Regions from separate parts of the Homo sapiens genome. Here region 1 is linked to region 2. A link is a loop called in an ENCODE intact Hi-C map of the cell type or tissue named here. Cell type or tissue: heart right ventricle. All regions are shown on one strand. Links, peaks and the distances in the headings refer to the core of each region. The heading gives the core; the rest is flanking DNA. Region 1 overlaps RANBP9 (RAN binding protein 9). Region 2 overlaps RANBP9 (RAN binding protein 9).

The links. Peaks named below come from ENCODE experiments on the same cell type or tissue, not always from the same donor. Only the 100,000 strongest peaks of a DNase experiment are listed, where the experiment ranks them.
Region 1: a loop joins it to region 2, with 3 times the contacts of the local background. A loop is called at or near these places in 34 of 110 quality-filtered maps.

The regions. Positions count from the first base shown.
Region 1 is chr6:13,635,884-13,638,698 of GRCh38, reverse strand. It overlaps RANBP9 (RAN binding protein 9), which reads left to right. Exons shown (of 14, transcript NM_005493.3): 10 at 744-891. Among named protein-coding and RNA genes, the nearest start is that of NOL7, 22 kb to the right of the region's middle. In heart right ventricle, for the core only: no CTCF peak of the experiment used is centred there; no DNase peak of the experiment used is centred there; H3K27ac peaks cover 740 bases.
Region 2 is chr6:13,706,120-13,708,934 of GRCh38, reverse strand. All of the region lies in intron 1 of RANBP9 (RAN binding protein 9), which reads left to right. Among named protein-coding and RNA genes, the nearest start is that of RANBP9, 4.3 kb to the left of the region's middle. In heart right ventricle, for the core only: no CTCF peak of the experiment used is centred there; no DNase peak of the experiment used is centred there; H3K4me3 peaks cover 115 bases; H3K27ac peaks cover 610 bases.

The DNA of each region.
Region 1 (2,815 bases), core at 96-2,595, 70 kb after region 2:
GGTTTTTTTGGTTTTGTTTTTGTTTCTTTTTAAAGAGTTGGAGTCTCGCAATGTTTCTGATGCTGGTCTCAAACTCCTGGCCTCAAGCACTGCTCCTGCCTCAGCCTCCCAAAGTGCTGGGCTTACAGGTGTGAGCTACCGTGCCCAGCCACAGATTTATTTCTGATGCTTCTCAGTCTTCTGTTTGCCCATCTCTTTAATTCTGCATTTCCCAAGATGTTATCTTTGTACATTTAACATTCTTAAACAAGTCAGATAGTGTCTCCTTTCCTTTCATGAAGTAACACCATTGCTTTTTCTTATTTCAATTTATTCTCTTTTCTGCATTACTTCCTCTCAGTTTATTTACATCACCACTCTGTACAACAAGTGTGATTCCCATGTCTGTTCTTAGCCACTACTCCTCTTGAATATCATACAGTCACTTCAGGCTTGGATAAATTCTGAGCCTCAGTGTATTCATATGTAAAATGGGGATGATCATAATATTGCCATTTTAGGGGGATTTTGAGGATTAAATGAGATGTGTAATTAAGCCTTCAATAAATGTTAGATGAGGTAATAATTAAGATCTCACAATTAAGTATTCTTAGTATCCTTTCAAAGAAGTTACCTGTTTACATCATCCATTGACTCTCCTACGTTCTAGAAGTCTTAGTACAAAATCAACATGGAGACTTGTTTACAACCGTATTAATAAATTAGTGTTTGTTTCTGTTTCTACGTGGTATCTTTTTCTTCAGGTTTTGAAAGTTGTAGTAATGGTGTAATATCAAATAAAGCACATCAATCATATTGCCATAGTAATAAACACCAGTCATCCAACTTGAATGTACCAGAACTAAACAGTATAAATATGTCAAGATCACAGCAAGTTAATAACTTCACCAGGTAAGTAATTTCACTGACTTTTGCACTAATATAAGCAACCTAGTTATAGGTGTAATCGTTGTAATAATTTTGAAAGAACTTGAATTATGTGACCCACAGAGGGGCTCTGGGAGTTCTTAAGCCCCCAGAGAATAAAAGCGTAGGGAGTCAGTTCCCCAAAGCTTTTTAGTCTCCTATTATGCACATGAGCTCTTTCCTTAGTTTCTTCCTCTTCTCTACTACCTTCTTCCCTCTAGTAAAGTTATAAGGACAAATTCAGGGCTTCATGCATTGTCTTCCTGCCAGCCACAGAGCTATACAAATGATCACATAAATGCCATTTGTTATGTTTTCACAGTGGTTAAGACACAGTAGCATATTTAACCTTGAACGGTGACATAAGATAAATTTACAACTGATTTTTTCTCTGTGTGTGAGTTTTTTTTGGTGTAAATGTGTAGAATGTTTTCCAAGTTCAAAACTAACTTTACAAATAATCTTTTTTGAAAGCCTGCCTTTAAGTAGCTTGCATATAGCAGATGGTTAAGTCATTTAGTAAACATTGGTGTGAGGATGGTTTTGAGGATTTGTTGGGCACCAAACATTCTGCTAGGTAGGGTGTCTCACTTTGAAGAGGTTTGAAAGATGATATCTCAGTCAGTGTACTATGACCCTTGATATACTCAGGTTTAATATTTATGAAACCTAAAAGTTCATGAAGTGACATTATTTGAATTAAATACTACTGTGCAGTAGCAAATTATTGTGAATTCACCCTGCCCAAATCATCCAGGACTGGGTCAATTTAATATTGGTTTGGTCTATAACAAACCAGTTGGTTACATTGCATTTTCAGGAAATGGTCATCAGTGCCACATTTTCTTATTAAAGGAGAGAGAGCCTAACTTTTAGCATGGAATCTTAATGGAAATATGATTTTGCAGAAAGGATTGTATGTAAAAAAAAATCTGTATTTGAAAATTGGGAGATTAATCTCAATTTCTGGGTTGTCTGTCACACGTGACAAAAATTTACTGAAGTAATAGTGTGTGTGATTGATATAAGTTGTAATGGAGAACCACAAAAGTGTATGAGAAGAGCAGAAAAATCGTCTTTCACAGCAGAGGTGATATATTGGAAAATATAAAATCAAAATATTATAGTTTAAAAATAGATGGAAATGTAAAAAGTTAAGTACTTCATCATGCTTTATACTAAATGCATTGGTACTTTATCATTGATCAAGGCTCTTGCCAATGTTTGAGGGTAAGATTGCAGTCAGTTTGTGAGTTTTTCTCTTGAATACTATCCCTACAGCAGGAAGTTGCTAAACAGATCTATTATTACCTGAGTTCAGGGAAGCAAGCTTAACGGAAGGGTCTGATGACACAACATCCTCCTTTGTCTGCAGTATAAAAGGGAAAGAAAGTCAACTTTGAACTGCCTTAAGCTATAAGTTATTTTGTAGTTGGTAATGGCTTTCCTAACTGTGAAGTAGGCAAAGATGGTATTAACTATTTAAACCATTTTACAGATGTAGAGCGGGATATCAGAAAAGTAAATGACTTTTTTTTCTTAAGGTCAATTATTAGTAGCTAGTAAGTTGCAGAGCTGAGGCTGCGTTTCAGGATTTGACTTGCAAACTTGTGCTTTTTCCCTGATACCGCCCACCATCTGAAATGCTCTTCTTCCTACCCTCCCTCACCTCCAGTATAACTTCTGTCCAGGCTGAGAAAATTCAAGTTCAGATGTCAGTTCTTCCAGGATGTTTTCCTTGATTTACATCCCATCAAATATGTCATGTTTTGTGATTAACTTCCATCATAGTACTGATCATAATTACTCTGTAATATAATAACTTAATTAGCTTTTTATAGGTTGTTTGCTACAGGAAGGCAGAGGCTGTTTCATAATATCCTTAGCACCTAACAGGGATCATACCTCA
Region 2 (2,815 bases), core at 238-2,737:
TATCTTTCCTTTGTCTCTCTCTTACCCCTTGTCAGAAAGTCTTTTTCCCTTTCTACTGCCTCTTCCTCTTGTCTTGTTACTGTAGACTGTGTGTGTGTGTGTGTGTGTGTGTGTGAGTTTTCCGTTGTTACTGTTGATTTTCTGCGTGTTTTGTGAGAGGACCACGCCGATTGTGGTGGGCAACTGTGTCCCAGTAGCAGTAGCAGTAGCAAAGGAGAAGTATCATAGAGAGTAGATAATACTTTAAAATCACAGAATAAGAAGAGTGAATTTTTATTTAACCTATCATTGTGCTGCATTGGTTTTACCTAAGTATCATGAGACACTTTTAACAGTAAAAACTACTATTCATATATTCACGTATTACAGAATTTCAAAAGAATGATTTTAATTATTTTCCAGAGTGACGAGAATTTTCCTTATCTTTGAAATAGAAGTATTTTGCTTTCTTTTGCTCCAAAGGTATTCTGGTTTTTTGTTGTTGTTCTGGTGTTTTTGTGTATGTGTGTGTGATAGGATTTCAACTTTGTTGCCTTGATGGAGTGCAGTGGTGCGATCATGGCTCACTGCAGTCTAGACCTCCTAGGCTCAAGGGATCCCCCTGCCTCCATCTCCCAAGTAGCTGGGACCACAGGCTCCTGTCACTATGCTGGGCTAAGTTGTAATTTTTTTTTTTGTGGAGATGGGGTCTTACTGTGTTGCCTAGGCTAGTGTTGAATGTTTGGGCTCCAGTGATCCTCCCACCTTGGCATCCCAAAGTACTGGAATTACAAGCCTGAGCCACTGTGTCCAGCCTGTATTCTGTTTTTAAGATGTTCTTCTAAATTGAAATTACTGCTTTTGGAAGCAGTATTGTTCCTGAAATGATTTGAAGAGATTAATGTTAGATAATACTAGACATGCAGATAAGGTTGATTGGATTGCAGAGGAACAACAGGGTATGTATAGTATATGTGAAATTTTTTTAAAGGCCTTTTGCTTAGCAGTCACACAACAACTATTGAAAAACCCAGGGATAGCCCCTCTTATTTTTGAAATTGTTGTCAGTATTGAATAAGTACAAATGTGACAAGTTTAGACTTAGTTATAATGATAACGGGAAAATAATTTTAATAAATATGACAATGGACTTAGTTTAAATGTTTCAACAACAGATTGCATTTTTATATTTTTCTAGTTATTACCACTATTTGGATATTTTATAGAGTGCTTTATATATACACACACTAGTGGATCTGGACAAGATCCTGGAATTTTCATTTTAAATTTTAGAGAGTGGTAGAACCTGGAGGTTAGATCTTCCCAGTCATGAGTAAATCAGGATTGAAAATTTTCACTAACTCCAGATTTAGTGTTCTTTTCACAATCCCATAGTATTGCCTCTTTAAGTTCATATGAGACTTAATTATCTCAAGTAGATAAAATCCTGTGATCACATTTAGAACTTTTAAAGAATAGTTGAGATTGAAAATACTTACTCTGGGGGAAAAAGGTAACTGGAACACAGTGCTTCAGAAAAGTCCAGACACCTTGATTTTACTAATTTAGAACAGTTTAGAAGAAATCCAAGGTAAGTCAAAGTTGGGAATTATAGGAAGCAATGAAATAGTCAATTTCAGTGGGTGTGGTGGCTTACGCCTGTAATCCCAGCACTTTGGGAGGCCAAAGTAGAAGGATCGCTTGAGCCCAAGAGTTCTAGACCAGCCTGGGCAACATAGTGGGACCCCGTCTCTACCCCTAAAAATTAACCGGGCTAAGTGGCACACACTTGAAATCCCAGCCACTTAGGAGGCTGAGGGAGGAGGATTGGTTGAGCCCAGGAGGTTGAGGCTTCAGTGAGCTATGATGGCCTGGGTGACAGAGTGAGACCCTATCTTAAAAAAAAAATAAGTAAATAAATAGTGAATTGCATTTTTTTTTTTTTTTTTTGAGACAGAGTCTTGCTCTATCGTCCAGGCTGGAGTGCGGTGGTACAATCTCTACTCATTGCAGCCTCTCCTGGGTTCATGCAGTTCTTCTGCCTCAGCCTCCTGAGTAGCTGAGTAGCTGGGATTACAGGCGCTTAGCACCACGTCCGGCTAATTCTTGTATTTCTAGTAGAGACGGGGTTTCACCATGTTGGCCAGGCTGGTCTTGAACTCCTGACCTCAGATGATCTGCCCGCCTCGGCCTCCCAAAATGCCGGGATTACAGGCATGAGCCACTGCGCCTGGCCTGAATTGTCCTTTTTTTTTTTTTTTAAGATGGAGTCTCGCTCTGCTGTTGTCAGGCTGGAGTACAGTGGCGCCATCTTGGCTCACTGCAACCTCCGCCTCCCGGGTTCAAGCAATTCTTCTGCCTCAGCCTCCTGAATAGCTGAGAATACAGGCATGCGCCACCACGCCTGGCTAATTTTTGTATTTTTAGTAGAGGGGAGGTTTCAACATGTTGGCCAGGATGGTCTCGATCTCTTGACCTCGTGATCTGCCCGCCTCGCCCTCCCAAAGTGCTGGGATTACAGGCGTGAGCCACAGTGCCCAGCCAGAATTTCACTTTTTAATTGAAATGTTATGAACAATAACCAAATAGGTTGAACTTTTTTGTTGTTTTTTGAGACCGAGTCTTGCTCTGTTGCCCAGGCTGGAGTGCAGTGGCGCCATCTCGGCTCACTGCAAGCTCCGCCTCCCGCGTTCACGCCATTTTCCTGCCTCAGCCTTCCAAGTAGCTGGGACTACAGGTGCCCGCCGCGACGCCCGGCTAATTTTTTGTATTTTTAGTAGAGATAGGGTTTCACCGTGTTAGCCAAGGTGGTCTCTTATCTGCTGACCTAGTGATC